Regions from separate parts of the Homo sapiens genome. Here region 1 is linked to region 2. Evidence: read pairs that join two places in POLR2A ChIA-PET (ENCODE). Cell type or tissue: Panc1. All regions are shown on one strand. Each heading gives the region's core, and the rest is flanking DNA. Links, peaks and the distances in the headings are about the cores only.

The links. Peaks named below come from ENCODE experiments on the same cell type or tissue, not always from the same donor. Only the 100,000 strongest peaks of a DNase experiment are listed, where the experiment ranks them.
Region 1: POLR2A ChIA-PET joins it to region 2 with 5 read pairs; 4 of 35 experiments call an interaction of 5 or more read pairs at or near these places.

The regions. Positions count from the first base shown.
Region 1 is chr7:46,121,913-46,132,784 of GRCh38, forward strand. No RefSeq gene overlaps it. Among named protein-coding and RNA genes, the nearest start is that of IGFBP3, 210 kb to the left of the region's middle. In Panc1, for the core only: no CTCF peak of the experiment used is centred there; no DNase peak of the experiment used is centred there; H3K27ac peaks cover 443 bases.
Region 2 is chr7:46,000,265-46,011,136 of GRCh38, forward strand. The region is part of intron 1 of LOC105375264 (a long non-coding RNA gene); the gene reads right to left. It also overlaps the pseudogene TTC4P1. Among named protein-coding and RNA genes, the nearest start is that of IGFBP3, 84 kb to the left of the region's middle. In Panc1, for the core only: a CTCF peak has its summit at 4,587; a DNase peak (open chromatin) is centred at 4,227.

The sequences.
Region 1 (10,872 bases), core at 1,413-9,412, 120 kb after region 2:
GCATCCATTTGTGGACATATGGGTTGATTCCATATCTTGGCCATCATAAATAATGCTGTGATGAACATGGGAGTGCTAATATTGCTGCAAAATACTGATTTTATTTCCTTTGGCTATATATTCAGTAGTGGAATTTCTATGTCATATGGTAGTTCAACTTTTAGTTTTTTTGAGGAACTTTCATACTGTTTTCCACAAATGCTCTATTAATTTATATTCTCACCAACAGTGTGCAAGGGTTCCTTTTTATCTCCTATCCTCTCCAACACTCTTATCTTTCATCTTTCTTATAGTAGCCATTCTAACAGATGTGAGGTGATAATCTCATTGTGGTTTTGATTTTCATCTCCCTGATGATTAGTGATGTTGAGCATTTTTTCATAGATCTCTTGGCTGTTTGTATGTCTTCTTTTGAGAAATGTTTATTTCTAAGGGGGTTGTTTATTTCCTTGCTGTTGAGTAGTAGTTTGAGTTCCTTGTATGTTTTGGATATTAACCTAAATATTTTGTCCCATTCTGTATGTTTTCTCTTTACTCTTTTGATTGTTTCCTCTGCTGTGCCAAAACTTTTTAGTTTGATGTAGTCCCACTTGTCTATTTTTGCTTTTGTTGCCTGCACTTTTGGGTTCATAGCCAAAAAGCATTATTTCCCAGACCAATATCATGGAGCTTCCCCCCCTATGTTTTCTTCTAATAGTTTTACAGTTTCAGATCTTATATTTAAGTCTTTAATCCATTTGAGTTGATTATTGTGTATGGTATGAGATGAGCATCTAATTTTATTATTTTGCATGTGGGTATGCAGTTTTTCCTATGCCATTTATTGAAGAGACTGTCCTTTTCCCATTGGGTGTTCTTGGTAACCTTGTCAAAAATCAACTGACTATAAATGTATAGATTTATATCTGGGGTATTTACCTTGTTCCATTTGTCTATGTGTATTGTTTTTATGCCATTATCATGCTGTTTACTATAGCCTTATAGTAGATTTTGAGATCTGTAGGTAGTAGATGTGATGCTTTCAGCTTTTTTTTTTTTTTTTTTTGCTTTGGATAATTAGAGGTTTCTGTGATTCCATACAATTTTTAGGATTTTTTTCTATTTCCTTAAAAAATGTCATTGAAATTTTGATAGGGATTGCATTGAATCTATATATCACTTGGGGTGGTATGGTATGAACGTTTTAATAATAATTTTTACAATCCCTGAACAGGATATCTTCAAGTTACTTGTGTCTTCAATTTTTTAATAAATGTTTTTTAGTTTTCAGTGTGAAGACCTTTCATATTCTTGATAAAATTTATGCCTAAGTATTTATTTGCAGCTATTGTAAATGAGATTGTTTTCTTGATTTCTTTTCCAGATAGTTCATTGTTAGTGTATAAAACACTACTGAGTTTTGAGTGGTGATTTTGTATCCTGTGAATTTACTGAAGTCATATATTAGTTCCTACAGTTTTTTGGTGGATTTTTAGAGTTTTCCATATATAAGATCATGTCATCTGCAAACAGAAACAATTTAACTTCTTCCTTTCTGATTTGGATGCCTGTTTTCTTTCTCTTGCCTAATTGCTCTGGCAAGGACTTCCAGTACTATGTTGAATAGAAGCGGTGAAAGTAGGCACCCTTGTCTTGTTCCCTCTCTTAGAGGAAAAACTTTCCACTTCTCTGCATTATGATGGAGTATGATGTTACCTGTGGGCTTGTTGCATATGGTCTTTATTTGGTGTCTGTCATTAATTTTGAAAATCTCAGGCATGATTTCTTCAAATATGTCTTGTCCTCCTCTCTCCCTTCTACTTTCAGCATTTCAACTGGCTGCGTATTACATCTTCTGCTATTTTTGCATGCTTCTCGAATGTTTTGTTCTTTTTGATTTTTCTTTAATCTCTTTTTCTCTTTGCATTTCAGTTTGTGCAGTTTCCCTTGACATTTTCACAACCACTAAATCTTTCTTCAGCCAAGTCTAGACTGATGAACTCATCAAAGGCACTCTTCATTTCTGTTCCATGGTTTATTTTGACTTGTACATTTCCTTTTGACTCTTAAGAGTTTCCATGTCTTTGCTTACGTTATCTCTCAGATCTTGCATATTCTACTTTTTCATTTTAGTCCTTAACACATTCATCATAGTTTAATTCCCATCCGATCATTCCAAAAATCTCTGCCACTTCTTACTCTGGTTCTTATGCTTGCATTGCTCTTTTCTGGCCTTTATGCATGCCTTGTAATTTTTATTGAAATCTGAGAGGCATGGTCTGATGGTGATCTCCCAGGCTCCATCCTCTGCATATGGGTGAAAATTCTTACCCAGCCTAGCTCACCTAAGTTTTTATGAGAATCAGCTGAGAAACTTTATGTGAAAGTGCTTTGTAACATGCATAATAATATTCAGGCATCATCCAGATGCCTGAATCTCTCTGGTCTTCTGGTCTGGGAGAGCTCAGTAAGATCCCTAAAATATAAATTTCATGGTTGTGGAAGCTCCAACTCCTCCTCTCAACTGTGCTAATTTATTTCTAGGCCCCTCTGCTATTGCTGTTGTCTCTCTTCCTTCAGTTTCTGTGCCTGATCTGTGCATGTCAGCCTGATACAACATTCCCTGGTCTCTGCATAAAAAGAAGTTACTAGTCAAAATAACAGAATTTACTGAGGTTTGCAGTGTTACGGCTTGATAATCCATCTCATATTGCACAGGTAACAATTTACAAAATAAATCCTCTTTCCCCCGTTTTCTTGGGCCTTCCTCCACACCAGCATAGGTGGGTTTATAGCCCTGAGCTCTAGGGAGCTTCTGTTTATAAACAAATGCTCTCCCAAAAAAAGAAATTTATTTTAAATATATAGACACAAGATATGTGTGTGTGTGTGTGTGTGTGCATGCATGTGTGTGTTTGTGTAGTGAGAGAGAGGTGGGGAGAGAGAATGGGGAACAGAAATACAGATATAGATATATAGATGTGGATATCAAGTGTCGTATTGACATAAAGGTAGACATACATGGTAATAGAACAGAATACATAAGCTAGACATAGACTCCCATATATAAAGCCGATTGATTTACAACAGAAGTGTCACAGTCATTCAATTGGATAAGAATATTCTTTTCAATAGATGGTGCTGCAGCAACTGGATATCTGTATGAAAAACATACCCCTGTATGTTTTTATCTCACACCACAGTAAAAAAGTGAACTTGAAGTTGGTTATGCACCTAAATGTAAAAATCAACAATTATATAAATTTTAGAAAAAAATAGAAAAATCTGTATGATCCTGAGGTAAGCAAAGATTTCTTAGATAGAACACCAAATTACAAACCCTAGAAGAAAAAACCTGATAAATTAGACTTCATTGAATTTAAAAGTATCTGTTTTTCGAAAGGCACAATTGAAAAAATGAATATCCAAGTCACAAACTGTGAGAAAGCCTTCACAACACACATATTAAAGATGTGTGTCCAGAATATACTAATACCTTCTACAATTCAATAATAGGAAAACAAACAGTCTAATGTAAAATGGGCAAAATTTGAATGGTCACTTAAGAGGGAGACATGTGAATGATCGGTAAGTTGTATGAAAATGTGTTTGGCGTCATTAGTCATCAGAGAAATGTACATTGAAACCACTGTGGGATACCGCCTTACATCCTTAGAATGGCTAAAATTAAAAAGTCTGGCAAGCCCGATTTAGGATTTGGAGCAACTGGATCTCCCCTACATTGCTGATGAGAACATAAAATAGAACAACCACTTTGAGAAAAGGTCTGGTGGTTTCTTGTAAAGTTATAAATATAATTCTATGGTATAGTGCTTCTACTCTTAGATATTTCTACTAAGAAAAATTTAAATACATTTTCTCAAAAATAGTTGTATAATAACAAAGAGCTTTGTTTATAATGACCCCGAACCTGATGAAACCAAATGTTCCACAAGAAAATTGATAAGTGACTGTGTGGTATATCCATCCCATAGGATATTACTCCACAATAAAAATAAATGAACTACTCATACATGCGGTGGCATGGATAATTCTCAAAAACACACTGAGTAAAAGAAGCCAGAAACTTCATGATTCTATTTATATGAATATCAAGAACAGACAAAAAAGTTATGGTAATAGACACCAGAAGATTTGCTGCCTATGAGAGGTGGGAATTGATTGGAAGAGGGCATGTGAGAACCTTCTGAGAAGACAGATATTCTATATCTTGATAGGAACACGGGTTAGACGTGTACACATTTACCAAAACACATTTAATTGGATAGTTAATATCCATACATTTTAATACATAAACCTTTACATCAACATAAAATTAGAAAGATTTTTAGTGTCAACCACCTAGTGTCCCTGTTTTAGACCCAGGAGTCCAACTCTTCCTAGTAGGAAGACCTTGGCATAGGATATCTGCCAAGAGCATGCATCCAGGTCTGTTTGCAGCAATGCTATCATTACAATTAAATCCCAGGTCTGAATTTCAGTGCAAGTGCAAGATACCTTGCAGCTGTAAAAGATAAGTGTCTTTCTTTACCCTGCCATGGAGGCTGTGTGAACTTTCACAACGTGCCCTGACTAATTAGACTAGTTAGTTAGTTAGTTGACCTAAGCCTATTATTTCTGTGCTTACCCAAGACTTCTAATGCTGGTAAGAAAAGCTAGCCTTTCCTCTCTCTTTATAATTCCATTGCCTCCATGTCATATACATGCCAAACTTACTCTGTAAAGAGTCAGTAGGCATGAGAGGGAAGAAGGGAGAAAGAGTTGGGGAGGGACTTTTACATCAATTTTAAATTTCTAACAATAATTTCATTGCATTGGATAGTAGCTAACTCCCTGTTCCTGGAAGAGTTCAAGCCAAGATTTATGATGCTTGTTAGAAACCTCAGGGGAAGGAATAGAACACATAAGCAGGGATTAAATAACATGGTCTTTATGGTTCTTTCCAACTCTCATTCATTCACTTATTCATTCCATCAATTCCATTATTCATTCCTGTTTCTGCCACTATGCCAGGCTCTGGTAGATGCAAATGATTCTCCTTAGCCGTCAAATGTACAGCCATTTAAAACCTTGGTTCCAGAGGCCTATTTTTATCTCAAATGTGCACATCTATTTGCAAGCAGAGATGACAGGTGTGGCTGGCCTTTTCAGCTGCACCTTTTCATTGCTGCTATCTGATGACACATTTTCCCTTATGCCTATAAAGTGAATTCCTTAGAGATGATGTTGCTTTTAGCTTGAGGTTTCTAGATGGAATCAGCACTTGTTTATTTGTTTGTTTGCACGTAGAAGTCTGAACCTCTTGCTCTCACCTATTTTTGAAAACATCCCACAACCAAAAAAAAAAAAATCTGGTTACAGGAGCCCAGAGAAAGCCACCCTGATGAAGTGAGGCCTTGCCTAGGTGCACGGTATCAGTAAGGGAGGCACTGTGTTCCTGCATAGGAAAGAGTTCAGGCTGGCTGCCACATAGACCTGAGTTCAATTCTGATGGTGCCTCTCGCCAGCAGTAGGATTTGGGGCAATGCACTGATGCACCCTACACCTCTGTTCCCACAACTGTAACATGGACATTATGAATGTGTTCCATCCCAGGTCAGCAGGATTGTCCGATGAATTCACATGCCTTAAATGCTTCAAATCTGCCCCTGGCACTGTGTGTTCTCTACCTGCTGATTATTTTTTTATTATTCGCAGCATTGTTATGTAAGTTAGAATCATAGAAAGGAGTTGGCATTAAACTGTGACTTGAGAGACAATTGGTCCTCACTCTATTAGAAAGGAGCTTGGTGATGATGGTGAGACATTCATTGGGCCGCATTGTTCCTCATGTGTAAAATAGGGAGATGAATTTGTGGGTTTGACTCACATCGCATGCTGCTCTTTGAATTGTATTAATTCCCTTCTATTATTTAATACTTTATTCATTATCAAAATTAAGACAGTTCTGCATTGTATCAACTCCTCCAATTTTAAGCAGACATAACCTTTAAAAAACACAGGAAAAATTAGTAGTGAACAATGCACCTTTGAAATTGGGAGAAAGGAAACATGTTAATTCAATTATATTCCCTTCTGGCACCAGGAGTTCTACAGATGTCCACCTCTTCTTCAACTCTGGACACTGGCCAACATGAATGTGTACCAGTTGCTTTGAAGAATCGTTGAATGATGCAAGTGTGAATTTAATTACCAGATGCTCTGCTAATTAGAGGTCTAAAAGGTAAGGAAATAAGTGTGAAAGCAAAAATTTAAATATAACATATTAACGTATTACCATAGCTAACAGAGAAATCATACAGAAACATATTTCTTGAAAAGAATGATCCTGGTATTTGATTGGCATCTGCATGTTTCTTACATAGATCATTTTTAATTTTAAATATTATGCAGATAAAATACTATTTGTTGCTAAGATTTATATTCAAAGATTCACATTTAATCAATCTTTCTTCTCTCCTTCTCTCTCTATCCCTCCATACTCCCCTTTTCTGTCCCTCTTTGGTTTTTTCCCCCTTAAACCTTCACTGAGGAAAGCTCACATGACTCACATGACTTCCTAGTGACAACTTTACTTCTAGAAATGAATGAGATGGAGTCCTGAAACTCTGAGGTCTCAGCTCCCAGGCAGGGCAGGGGCGGGGAGAGGCTGCATGAGGGGAGCTCAGGGCTCTGGCCACAGTAAGCACAGATACCTGCTCCTGCAGAGCACCAGGCAGGGTTGGCAACTGCTGCAGTGGCTCCATCTTGGAGTGATCCCCAAGTCTAGTGAGAGTTCACCAAATGTATATGAGAAGGAGTGGCTTTCCTAAGGGAACTGATGCAGAGAGTAGAATGCTCCAAGATGGACAGTCCCATGGGAGGATGACAAGGAAGGGGGTCGTCAGAAGTCCCGGGGACCATGCTGAGGAGTTCTGCTTTCATCCGAGGGGTGGGGGAAATCCCTCTGAAATTCTTTTTTATCTTCTATTTTATTTTAAATTATTTTTTATGAAATAGACATGAAAATTTATGTAAAACCTACTAATGCCATTTATGGAATAATAATAAGATGAAAACCAATGGTTCAAATGTCTAGTTTCAGAAGCATAGCCTTAGCAGAGTTTTTGGGAGCCTATCCATAGTTCTTCCCAATTACTTTCCTTACCCCCTTCCTACATTTTGGGTTTATCTTTCCTTGATATTTTAGTTTTATCACATATGCACGGGTCTCTAAGCATAACATTGTTTTGCCTTTTGTGTTGTTGAGACATCCTGCTCCACATGTCCTCTGATTCTCATGTTTCAACAGCGTGGATATGAGGTTCATTCTGTTCCACATGTCCCTCTGATTCTCGTGTTTCAGCATGACATCCTCATGATTCCACATGACATCCTGCTCCACATGTCCCTCTGATTCTCGTATTTCAACAGCGTGGATATGAGGTTCATTCTGTTCCACATGTCCCTCTGATTCTCGTGTTTCAACATGACATCCTCATGATTCCACATGACATCCTGCTCCACATGTCCCTCTGATTCTCATGTTTCAACAGTGTGGATATGAGGTTCATTCTTGTGGACTTTGTAGCTGAGGGACATTCAGATTCACTACTGTACCTCATGCCCCTGTGCTAAGGATCACAAGCTACTTATCATTCTACAGTAGAGCTGATGAGCATTTGCATTGTCTCCAGTTCTTGGGTTAATTAATGTGCTGTTCTGAGCATCCTTTCTCATTGCTGCATCTCACTTTTCAGCTGTACTAAAGTGATGGGAAATCATTTCGCGAAGTGGTTGTAGATCCCAACAATACTGCAGAAGAGTTGCTGTTGTGAATTATTCAAATTCTCTTTAAGCAGAGGAATGAGCTGTAGAAAGATCATTTTGGCTGCAAGATGAGGGATGGGTTGGAGTGGGGCCAATTTAGAGTCAGAGACTAGAAAAGAGGCTTGAGTGTGGAGGGTCTGAAACCAGGAGGCCCAGGGTCTCAGTGGAAACAGTGGCAGGGGAAATGGAAGGGACGGGACGCTTGGAGAAATCTTAGCAATCAGGCCTGCATATGGATTTTCTGGTTTGAGGAGTCACAGTGGAGGCCATGAAGATCCTGAGGTTTGCAGCAGACACCTGTGGATGGCAGCACTGGCTGCTGAGGTACAGGGTCCTGTAGTAGGAGATAAGTGGGCCGAGGAAGAGGAAGACATCATTCCCTGAACCCCAAACTCTCCTAGCTGTTCAGTTAAAAAAACACATTAAATATATTTTCAATAGATAAGTACCCTTTTCCTCAAGCATTTATCCCATTTCCTGGAAAGTAGGCGGTATTTAATAAAAATGGATTGTAATTTGTATTCTCATGATGTCTTAAGAGAAGAAATATTGCCCAAAATGCATAGTTTTAGTTTCTAGAGTTCTTGAGGAAAAACTGGGGAAACGGGTCCTTCAGTGAACACTCACAGCCATCTGGCCATTCAGGTGTATAGTGGTCTTCACACTTGAGCCCAAGGACATCTTGCAACTTTGTTCTTGATACGTGATTGTCTTTCCAGAGGATGATTTTCTGAAAATGGTTTAGAGTCGCTAATTGCTCTATGCTTTGGTTATTTGGGTCATGGTCATATGAACTTTTTACTTGTTTAGCTTAGACTGTCTTAAGTGACATATATTTTCTGAAAACAAACCAGCAATCACAATGCTTCAGCCTGCATAGGAGTGAGTGGGCAGCTTATTTACTAAGTAGTATGGAAGACTTCTGAAGACCCAGGTCATAACTGCAAGTTAAACTCAGACCAAATGGGACTGGCTCAGTCAACCCACTTCCATTCACTCTAAGGTCCTCAGAACAGGGGTGTCATGAAGAAGCCACCACCACCTCCTCCCCACTCCTGTGGCATTCAGCCTCTTCCTCATGTGTTCCCCTCTTCTCCGCGGCCACCACATCATGTTGTCTGAACTTGGGGAAGTTCCCGCTTTCATCTTCGCTCCACCCTCCTTTCTTCTGCCTGATTTCAGATTCACTGCTCTTTGACCCTGGACTATCGCACCAGCTTTTCCACTGTTCCTTCTGCCTCCACCCTCTGCCTGCTTATTGGTCCCTGTACTGGCTGCCAGTCATTGTCCTAAAATTCAGAATGGATGGATCCTTCATTACCACGCTTAAAAAGCCTATAGGCTAGTCCCTCTTGTCTCCTCCCCACCCACCCATAGAATGAAGTCTGGAATCCCCAGACTGAAAACAAAGCACTTTGGTTTGGGTGCTGAGCTATCTTCCTTGCTCATTCCAGCCTTCATAAAACCCAACCTGTGGCTTCTTCTCACATCTCCCCTGTTCCTGACTGTGTCATGCCTTTCTTTTCCTCTAGGTTTTTGCAATGCTCTTTCTTTATACTTACTGTAGGCGATGTCTGGTTAATATTAATATTCCTTAATGTGATCCCAGGACCATAGTATATTAAAGTTAGTCTTGGGTTGAAATCTTAGCACTGATTTATTTTACTCCTGGACCTTGGCAAATTATGTAATTCATCTTGCTTTCTTATCTGTACAGGTTCAGCATCCCAAGTCTGAACATCTGAAATCTGAAGTGCTTCAATATCTAAAAATAAATTTTAAGCACCATGATGATGCTCAAAGGAAATGCTCATTGGAGTAAATATAATGCAGATATTCCAAAATCTGAAAAAACTCAAAATCTGAAACACTTCTAGTCTCAAGCATTTTGCACAGGGGATACTCAACTTGTAGTAAGAAGGATAGTGGAAACTGCTACTCTAGATCGCTGACAAAATTAGATGGGGTACTGCAAATATAAGTGCTTAATATTTACTCATTCATTCGACAAATATTTAATGAGTGCCTATTTTGTGCTAGATATTAGGTTAAAGATCTCTATGGGGCTTTATAGCTCCAAGAATAATACTTATATAGAAAAACATAATTCCATGTAGTGAAATAAACCTTTCACTACATTTTTAGAGTGCACAATGAACAAAAGCTTCAGGGCCAGAGAGACATATAGAAAGGGACTTCACTTAGTCTGGGGGAGTCAGAGAGGGATATGATTTAGGGTTGGGGACAAATAAACCCAAGTTTTCGGTTGCTTAAAATTCAAAAAGTATGTTTATCTCTTAGTCCAAGGCTAGCATTTCGGGAGGCAGTCATTCCTCATGTGGTTGCTCAGAGGCCTGTGGTGACAGCTGCTGTCTCATTTCCAATGTGTGGCTTACCCACTGCCTGGGTGTTTCTGTCACTCAGAAAGGGAAAGGCAAGGAAGATCACCTGGGAACTTTGTATGGGCCAGTGTGGAGTGAACTCATCACACTGATGAGCAGTTCTGGGCCTGCCAGGACTTGGTGGCCTGGCCATTCTGAGCTGCTGAGGACGCTGGGCCATGCAGTTGAGACAAGCCATGTGTGCTGAGCAGGAAGAAGAAACGGACTTGGTTCAGTCTGGATGGGATGAAGAAAATGTGTTTCATCCCTGCAGGTGCCCAGAAACAGGGAAGCACATTCTGGCAGAGTGAGTCCTGCTGTGAGCTGGAGCAGCATGGAGCCCGGGTATTAGAGAGTGCAGAGAACTAGTCCTAGGGGATTAGTTGTCCCAGAGTCCACAGGAATGTTGAACCTTGTGTGAAGAGCAAGGCTTTCAAACAGGAGATTTCCATCGGCATGTTTGTGTGTTCATACTCCCCCTGTGGCTGCAGCCTGAGAAAGCAGCACAGAGCTGGGATACTGTGTCAGTACTGTAGTGAGGTCTGGAGGTACCTGAAGCATGAAGGCAGCATGGGCGGGGGCCACAGCTGGCAGCACAGTTCACTTGCTCTCCACACTGGGTCAGTGGCTGCGACTTTTATGCATTGGTTATGTTAAGGTTTATGATTCCAAGATGTTAAAC
Region 2 (10,872 bases), core at 1,157-9,156:
AGTTCACAGCCTTGGCAAAGTGTTTCAGTTCCAGATGGCATAAGGCACCTCTTATTATTGCTTTGAGGTAGCACGGTTTTAACTTTTTGGCAGCTGTCACATCACGGAGAGCAGAATGAAAATTGCCCAGATAGTATTGTGCTGCTGCCCGGTTGGTATAAAGGACAGCACTCAAATCAGGATTTGCACATTTCTTCTTTAATCCCTCAGTGTAGGAAATTACAGCTTTCTTGTAGTCTTTTTCTTTAAAATAATCATTGCCCTCATCTTTATAGGTCTTGGCCTGTTCTGGAGAATGCTCCCCATCAAAAATAATTGACTGGAGACAAGCCAAGTCAGGATTCTCCCTGGGATCAATTTCTGATGGCGCTTTCTTCATAAACAGGGGGACCTTTTCAAATTCCTCTTCCCACTGGTCCTCATGAAAGCCGCCACGGTAAGGCTGGCTCTGGAACTTTTCCAGGAACAAGTCCGTGGCATCGTCTGAGGTGGGGTCCTGCTCAGGTTACTCCATAACTGATGCCCTGCCCTCCAGCCCAGGTCCCGGCACCGTGAAGTGTAGAAAATACTCTACAATGAATAAAAATAAAATACAATATTCAAGATTTATGAATGCAATAAAAGCAGTGGTCAGAAGGAACATTTAAGCTCTAAACACATTAAAAAAGAAGAATGATATTAATAGAAAATCTAATTGTGTATCTTACATAACTAGAAAATGAAAAGCAGTCTAAAGCCAAAGCATGAAGGAGGTAGGAAATAATGATTAGAGGAAACATAAATGACATAGAGAATAGAAAAACAAGAGAGAGTATCAATGAACCTAAAATTTGGTTCTTTAAAAAGATTACCAGATTTGACAAACCTTTAGCTATACTAATAATAGAAGACTAAAATAAATAAAATTAAAAATGAAATCATAGACATTATAACTGATACCATAGAAATACAAAGGATCAAAAGAAACTACTAATGAACAATTATATGCCAACAAATTGGATTACCTACAGGAAATTGATGAATTCCTACAACATACAACCTACCAACGCTGAATCATGAAGAAATAGAAAATCTAAACAGACCAATAGTGAGTAAAGAGATTGAGTCTGTAATCAAAAATCTTACAAAAAAGAAAAGCTCAGTATCAGACAGCTTCACTGATGAGTTCTATCAGTCCTTTAATGAAAATTTATACCAATCATTGCCAAACTCTTTCATAAAATTGAAGAGATGAGAATAGTTCATAATTCATTGTATGAGGCTGGCATTACGTAGATACAAAGCCAGACAAAGACATTACAAGATTGTCTCTTTTAAGTATAGATGCAAAGCCTCTTGATAAAATCCTATCAAACTGAATACAGCAGCATATTAAAGGGATCATACTCCATGACAAATGGGATTTATCTCAGTAATGCAAGAATGGTTCAACGTATGAAAATCACTCAATGTAAGAAACCACATGAATAGAATGAAGGGAGAAAAAAGACCCCAAAATATACGAACATTTCAGTTGATGCAGAGGAATCATTTGATAAAGTTCAACATTCTTTTAAAACACTCAGTAAATGAAGAATAAAAGATATCTTCCATAACACGATAAAGGTGATATATGAAAAACCCACAGCTAACATCACACCCAATATTGAAAGACTCAAAGCTTTCCCTTAACAATGGGAACGAGAGCAGGATTCCTACTGTCGCTATTTTTACTCAATATAGTAGTAGAAATTCTAGCCAGAGCAATTAGAGAAGTCAAATAAATGAAAATCTTACAAATTGAAAAGAGAGAAGTTCTCCATTCACAGATGACCTGGTCTTATGTGTAGAAAGCTCTAAGGATTTAATAACAAAACTATTAGAGCTAATAAATGAATTAAGCAAAGTTGTAGGACAAAAAAACAATAAACAAAATCAGTTGTGTTTCTATACACTAGAAATAAGCAATAGGACAAGTTTTTTAAAACTTTCTTTTTATAGTAGCATCTGAAAGAACAGATATGTAGGAATTTAATCGGAAATTAAAGACGTACTGAAAACTACAAAACATTGCTGAAATAAAGAAGTCATAAATCAATGGAATGTGTTCATGGTGTAAGATTTAATATTGTTAAGGTGATAATGCTACTCGATTTGCTTTGCTAATCAAAGCAATCTACAGATTGAATCCAACAATTTTTTTTTTCTTGTGGAAATAGAAAACCCATTCTAAAGTTCATATGAAATCTTAAGGGACCTTGCATAGCCAAAACAATCTTGAAAAGAATAAATGTGGACAACTCACATTTCCTGATTTCAAAACTTATCACAAAGATACAGTAATCAAAACAGTGAGGTACTTGTATAAAGACAGACATACAGACCAATAGATTTGAATAGATATTCCAGAAGTAAACTCTCACATACACAGACAATTGATTTTTGACAAGGGCACAAAAGCCATTCAATGGGGAAAAGGACAATCTTTTCAACAAATGGTGCTGGGAAAACTGTGTATCCACATGTAAAAAAATGAAGTCAAACCTTTTCCTCAAATTATATACAGAAATTCACCAAAAATGAATAAAATACTTAAATATAAGAACTAAAACTATAAAACTCTTAGAGGAAAACATACAACTAAATCTTCATGATATTAATTTCTTAGATATGACACCAAAAGGATGAGGAATAACAAAAATAGATAAACTGAAGGGTAGAAAGCAAAGTGATAATGGAAGATGAGAGTCGAGTGATGTGACCAGGAGCCAAGGAATGCCATGGCCTCTAGATGTGGGGAGTTAAGGGACCAATTTTCCCTGGAAACTCCTGAAGGAACTTGCCATGCCAACACCTTGATTATAGCCCTTTAAGATACATTTTGGACTGTTGATCTCCAGGATTGTAAGATAATACATTCGTGTTGATTTAAGCCACTGAATATGTGGTGATTTGTTACAGCAGCAATAGTAAACTGATACACAATCTCAATGAAAGTAGGGATTTCTGTCTTCCCACACCCTGCTCACTTCACTAGAGAATTTATAGCACTTAGTGTATTCTTCGATAAATATTTGTTGAGTAAGATGAATGAAGCCAGACTTTAGAGTCAGATTACACTTGGCTGGTTAACTGTTGTGAGGAAAGCAGTTGAAAGTTCTCTTGGCCTTGCTTCTACTTGCACTGGGAAGCACTGTCATCAATGAAGGGGTTGCTGTGGGTTTCAAGAGAAAAGAAAAGGTGTGAGAATCTCCCAGGTACAGTGGGAGCTCATCTGGACTAGGGAAATAAAATAGGATTGCTTGGTTATTGCTCACTTGGTCACTAATATAACATGAATTGAGACAGTATGGTTGTATATTTTTCTCCAATTAAGGTTATGGGGTGGCATGGCCTAGGGGAAGTTACTTATTTTGCAAGGGTGATTTGATAGAGGCAGCAAGCCAGGTAGCTGGGATGTTTGCAAGGGCATGATCATAATGGTGTACCATGCAATTTAAGCAGGGGCAGGTGGAAATAAGGACTTGATGTGATATGTTCAGATCCATGAATAAGACATCATAACAGGAGTCACAGTATTGTCAGACTAGAAGTACTGGAGGAAGGGAGCTGGACATTTGAAAGAGATGGGAGGGTGGAATGTTTGAGATTGAGTGAATGGAGGTGCTGTGTTCATTTGGTCATGCTAAGGTCTTGGGGTGGCCATGGGAGGGGTGGGTGGCTGAGGTGGGGCAGAGGACAGACTCATCTGGAGATGATGCAATAAATGAAGGGGAAAGCTAGGCCCTGCAAGGAGCTCTCTTGTGTGTATTAAAATCATCAAAAACTGTGGCAGGAGTGATTGCAGAGATCCTAGTGACCCATGATCAAGGAATGAAGAGGAAGACCAGCGGTCTAGAGATTACTGCACATGTGGGGTGGGAAGAGGGCGGTAACAGATGACAATCATTAATTTGATAAAAAAGTATTGAATGTCTGCTCTGTGCCAGGCACATGGTGGTAGGGTCTGATGGGAGGTTAAAGGGAAGAGAGGTGGATAATGTTCTGGAGATTTCAATGAGCAAGAAGGGTATTTAGCCCACATTGAGGCCCAACAGATTGAAGCCTTAAAAGAAAACAGCAACACCTGAGAAGGATGCCAGGAAATGAGTCCTAGGGGTACATGTGGAGTCAGCTGGAGCACATCCAGGAAGAAGGACAGAAGAAAGACTGTGAAGGACTTGAGTCAGGGAGGGGTGTGAGCTGACTCAGAAAGGGTGATGCATGGGTAGGCCATGGGGTGAGGGATGAACGGGAGTCTTGGATTTCCTGTGGTCACTCAGGGAAACCCAGCAGCTAAAAGTAAGTGATTTAAGCAAATGAATGGACAGATGAATTAATGAATAGACTAAAGATGGACAAATGCTTCCACCAGCCTTGCTTCAGGCCCTATTTAGAACTGAAGTTGACTTCCTCTTTCTTTTAATAGCTGCAAAAATGATGAATTTGATTTTCGTCTCTAGAAGCAATTTCCTTTTTAAATCAGGTGAGGATCTTGGCAGATGCGAAGAATCTTTCAGAACCTGCATGTATATGAGAAAGGGATATGACAGCATGAAGTTCTCCTGTTTGAAGAAGCTAAATGGAGCCACTTTTTGACTCAGTTGACTGGGACCTGGAGCTGGTGCACTATTTGAATTGCATGGTGTGCCTGCCGCTGCCTTTTGACTTCTCCAGCCTGTACACCTGCCTTTTTGGGGAGAACTGTGGTAACATATGGGGAGGCGTCCTGTATTTTCTGCAATATCTGACAAAGAAAAACTAGTTGGTTCATATGTATATATGATCTTTCAACAAGAACGTCAAATAAATATCTTCACTCCTTGGGGAGAAGCAGGTCAGAGCCCCACTGTCTCAGCTAGCTCTCACTTGGCTGTCTTGTTTTGGGGCTGGAAGGCCACACTGTGTTTCCTGGGGTAGAGGCGGAGTCTGGGCATTCTCCCTTTGTAGCTGAGAGCTAAGAGCAGTTGTGTCTGCTTTGATAAAATAAAGTTATTTTTTAGTTTAGTCTGATCTCCAAATCCTTCCCTTTCAGATACCTCTGCCATCCAAGATCAGGGGATACTAAATTTTCAAAGCATTTTCTCAGGAGTTGCATGAGAAAACATACACCTGCTCTTGTTTTCAAGGGGTGTGGGCAAGAAGTAAAAAGGACAAACTGTTAATGAGAACACTTTCTGTATTCCTCCCTCCCCACTGATACATACCAGTACCATAAAATTTAAAATGAGTCAAATGACTGCAGTAAGACTTTACTTTGGTATACGAGGCAAAATGTTGGACATGGGTGCTAATTAATCATCAGAGAGTTACAGGGGAACCTGGACGAATTAAGACTGGGGCAAGAGACAGCTCATCAAGGATCTTGCCCTGTAGCTCAAGAAGAAAATGTTTAACTTAGTTGCCTGGACACTCTGAGGATAGAATGAAATGCTGTATGCGACCTGTTGGCCTTGGAAGCCGGCATGGATTCAGCACCCAGGGTTGGGGTGAACCTTCTCTCCCTCACTGTGTCAGGCATCTTAGTCTGCCCCAGGATGTGCAGGCTGCCTGTCCCTGGCCTCACATCCTGCTGTAAGTGGGATTGTGACCCCCTGAAATGCATATGTTGAAGCCCTAACTGCCTCTGTGATGGTATTTGGAGGTGAAGCCTTTGGGAGATAATTAGGGTTAGATGAAGTCCTAAGGACCTCCATGATGGGATTAGTGTCCTTACAAGAAGAGGAAGAGACACCAGAGCTTCCCCTCTCTCACCTGTGAGGACAGAGGTAGCAGGTGGCTGTGTGCAAACCAGGAAAGGAGCCCCCACTAGGGAACCAGTTGGCTGGTTCCCTGATCTTGGACTTCCAGCCTCTGGAACAGTAAGGAACAAATGTTGGCTGTTTAGGGTGCCCAGGTAATTTGTTATGGGAGCCCAGGCTAAGATATGCACCTTCTCAGCACCTGTGTGTGACGGAACACAGGCTTTGGTGCCAAACATACCTGCATTCCATCACATACCTTGTTATGTGGCCTGTGGTCAGGCACTGCCCCAGGGACACCCCACGTGGATTAGAAAGTCCTTCTCATGCCACATGTACTCCCTGTGCCGTGGGTGGTTCCCACTGTGGTCTCTAAGGCCACCAGCCATTCAGATGCTTACACAGCAAGTGTGTGGGGCTGTGGTTGGGTTCCTCTCCTCTCAGTGGTCAGGGGCATGAAGAGCCGCCTCTCACCACCTTCCATTCTGCTATCACATGCCTTTTGTATTGAACTCTTGTAAGTCTGTGTTATGAGCCAAATCCTGTCACCCCAAATTTCATATATTGAACTCCTAACCCCCAGGAGCCCAGAATACACCTAGATTTACCAATTAAGATAAAATGAGGTACTTAGGGTGGGTCCTGATCCAATATTACTGGTGTTCTATTAAGAAGAGGAAATTAGGACTCACACGCACACAGAGAAATGACCACATGAGGACACAGGGAGAAGATGCCCCATCTACAAAACAGGGAGAGAGGCCTTAGGAGAAACCAGCCCTGAGAACACCTTGATCTCAGACTTCCAGTCTTCAGGATGGTGAGAGAATACATTTCTGTTGTTTGAGCTGCACAAGCTGTGGTGTTTGTTACAGCAGCCTGAGCAGACTGATACAGGCTGTCACCACTCAGGGCCTTCAGCTGTACTTCTTGTCAGGATGCCATTTCCTTGGTCTCCATGGAGATAACTTCGATTCCTTTCTCAGGAATTCACTTGGGCATTCTTAAATGCTCCAGGAAGGCTTCTCTGCACCCCTCAGGCTGGGCTGTGCCTTCAGGGTGCCCCTGGCTCCCTGGGCATGCTGTGTTTGCAGGGCTGATCCCAGTGTGCTGTATCCCACTGTGCTTCTAGGGTCCTTGTTTGACTGCAGATTTCTCTTGTGTCCAGTTGTTATCTTTGAATTGTGTCCTCAGTGCTCAGTACTGTGTTTGGGATATTGGCCATACTTAGTAAACGTATGTTGAATGAAGAAATAGATGAATCACAGTGGTAAACCAAGGTGAAAATCTGAGTGATAAATTATCAGAGAAGCACAATAGACTACTATAGTCCAATGGAGCCATGCCATTGGTGCTTTCCTGGCCTTTTGGTTTGAATCAACTAGTAATCATGTTGATGGTCTACTTCACTTTGTGGTTTTGACATGACTATCATGTCACTCAAAGATAAACAGATCCGCTCTTAGGGAAGAGTTACTTGAACTGAGGCCAGGAGAGATATATTCTCTTGTTTTTGATGTCACATTGACTATTTTTCAGAAAGCAAGGATAACAACACAGCCTCTTGAAACTGTTATTGAGGATTTTCAAGGGATTTGTAAATTATTTTTTTAACCAAATAGGGAAACAGCTTTTTTATATACTGCAAAATTGTGGAGATAAAAGTTTCCTTGCTTGTGTTTCCTTTTAAAATTATCAAGGCAGACCCAGCTTACAAAGGGAGAAATAGCATGGATGTAGAAAGAGGTGCGTGAGGTGGGCTTTTGTATCCTCTGCACCCTGCCTTTTACACAAGCCCCAGAGCCCCTTCTGCTCAATGAGGGACCCCTCGGGTGCCAGGCCTGGTTGGCCAGGCTGGGCTGCAGCCCCTTCATAAGCTTCTAGTATGACAGTGTTGTTAAACAGCTCTGTTTTTTAAGTTTTAGGTTCCACTTGGAGTTTGTACATAGAAGACATTTGGAAGAATAAAATCCATATAAAACCATGTTTATCCAGCCTACTTATTCTTGTTATTCCTCATTCTTGGAACCTGTGTGGAAATCTTATAATAATTAATTGCTTAAGATTTTATTTCCTTGTCCTGTTGTTTTGGTGTTTACTGCCCGTTTCCCGGGATACTGACGAGGAAATGGAATGAAAGGCCCTTAACACGCTCTGGACATGGCCACCCTGAGTTGTACTTGGCTATGGGAGCTCAAGTTCACAGCAAGAGAACAGAGGCCAGAATGGCCAGCTCAGTTTCTTGGCTGAATTATCATGTGAACTTTTCCCTCCCTATCAGTATTAAACCTTTTCCCAGCTCTACATGGGACATGCTTTGTCTCTGGGGTCAGTGGGGTTGTTGAAAATAAAGACTGTGATATTATGAGTGATGTGCTGCTGTGGGAGAGGATGGATCTCAGTAGCAAGAACTACCCCCCCCAGTGACACCTCATGTCATCATCCTGGACCGCTGGTGTAGAGTCATTGAATTTTGTGTGATGTTAACATGGATGGCTCAGATCAGTAACACAGAGGCAAGGAAAGAGGTACCATGAATGGGAACAGTTCGGGGAAGCTTTATCAACCTCTCCAGACCTTATTTCTCCATCTAAGTGAAGGAAGAGTGTGATGTGAAGATGTCATGTGTCAGGTGCCAGCTCTAGTGCCAGTCATGTGTCAGTGCCCAGCTGAGGCTCACTCTTCCTCCCTTTTCTTGCTTCTCAGCTTCCAGCCTAGAATCCTTGTTCTGCATGCTGGGAGAGAGCACCAACTTTGGAGTCCCCCAGCCCTGAGTGTGACTATGGGTTCTTGCTTTTCATGAGTGTTTTCGGGCAAATTTTTTCACATTTCTAGGCCTCAGTTTCTTCTTCTGTAAAAAAGGAAAAGCACTTATGTCATTGTGTTGTTTTGAGGATAGAAAAATACTGTGAAGCATTTAGTATGTTTCGAGCACATTGTATGCACTCAATTCATGGTCACTATTATTTTATTTACAAATATAATATAAATATAAATATAATAAAATGCTTCCCAACTAGTCCGCAAAAGAAGACTGCCTGAAACGTATTGATATTTTTCTTTTTGATTTCTGGAGCTGTCATATGCCAAATGCTCTTGGGATGCAGAATTCTATTTTTCTGGAAATGAAGTCATGGGTCGAATGATTGGCAAAGAAAGTCATATTACATTTTGTTTTTTATTCTCACAAAGTATGAAGTGGATCATTGGCAACCTTAATTTAAAATAGTGCTAAATAGAAAGTATATGTAACAGTACTTATTTATTCTGGAACTTTAAAACTATAGTGAAAAATTTTCTAGACCAGGAGTCAGCACACTTTTTCTGAAAAGGACCAGATGGTATATATTTTAAGCTTTGCAGGCCTTCCTGTCTCTGTCACAACTACTCAACTCTGCTGTTTAGTGCAAAAGCAGCTGTGAACAATATAGAAATGATGAGTGTAGCTACGTACCAGTAAAGCTTGAGTGGTGTGACATTGACTTGTCAGATTCCCCCTCTATATCTTGCTTTCCTCATTACAAAAGGAGCGTCAGTCTGAGGATGCTAAACAATGTACTTAAATGTACCTAGCACAGTGTCAGGCATGAACTAATGGAGCTCACTCTGGCCTTTTATGCCATGGGTCCACAGTCCATGTGCTGTTCATGGTTAATTTAATTTTGGAGTGGTGAAGGAATTTCGTGATCTATCTATTTGTAGCAACTGGGGTGCTGTGTTGAGAACGATTCTGGGACTGTCTGGGCTTGGCTGAAAAGTATGCGGTGACGTCCATTCCTAGACTAGGCAGTGTTTCTTCTTTTCTTGTTATGTTCCCTGTATTTCAGCCATTTTTTTCTTCTGGGTTCTTCAGTCTGGTTTTTTTTTTTTTTTTTTTTTTTTTTTTTGCAATCTCATATCACCCCTTACCTTCACTCACAGTGGGAAGTGGGTATGTCTATAGTTCTGGGTTGGAGAGGAGTTGTTGACATGACTATTTCTTTAAAATTTTCTATGGTTTAAACTCTAATTTTAATCTGATGATTAAGCAAAATGTACATTTTAATTGATTAATGTTTTCTTAAGGTATAGGATAAAAGTATTTCCACGTCTGTCTGTCTTTCTTTCTGTCTGTCTGTCTTTTCTTTCTTTCTTTCTTTCTTTCTTTCTTTCTTTCTTTCTTTCTTTCCTTTCTTTCTTTTCTTTCTGTTTCTTTCTCCCTTCCTCCCTTCCTTCCTTCCTTCTTTCTTTCTTTTTCTTTTTGAGATGGAGTCTCCCTCTGTTGCCTAGGCTGGAGTTCAATGGCATGATCTTGGCTCACTGCAACCTCTGCCTCCCAGGTTCAAGCGATTGTCCTGCCTCTGCCTCCCAAGTAGCTAGGATTACAGGTGTGGGCCACCATGCTACAGGCTAATTTTTGTATTTTTAGTTGGCCTGGCTGATCTTGAACTCCTAACCTCAGGTGATCTGCCTGCCCTTGGCCTCCCAAAGTGCTAAGATTACAGGCATGAGCCACCGTGCCTGACCTCTACATGTATGTTTTATGTGTGAGATGTTGTCAGTCTTAATTTAGGAAAAATCCTTTTTAATTTTCTAAGGTTTATTTTTTCTTTTTTTATACCCCAGGATTGTCATATAAATCTGTCTTCTGCAGTGGAATGCAGAAGAGGAGATTACAGTTCTGAAGCATCATTGTCCACACCTTTCTCTTGCTGCCCTCCCAGCTGGAGGTGGACACCACCCCTGCAGCGCAGAGCAGGGAGGCTGGCCCAGTACTGCAGGGGCTTCATGTGCAGGCTGATTCCTTTCCTGTGTTTGCAAAGTTGGAGGCAGTCCACAAGGCAGCTTTCTGCACCATCTGCAGAATTTATAGGTTCTTAAGGTCACCCTCAGGTTTGATAATTTGCTAGGTGAGTTCTTACAGAACTCACTGAAAACTGTTATACTCATGGTTATGGTTTATTTGAGTGAAAGTATACAGATTACCATCGGCCAAGGGGGAGATGCAGAGCGGAGTTGAGAGCTTTCCAGACGTGGAGCTTCTAGTTGTCCTTATGGTGGAGTATGGACAATGTCAGCTTCTGCTGGGAATGGTATGTTACAATGCTTGTGGGGTATTGACAACCAGGGACAG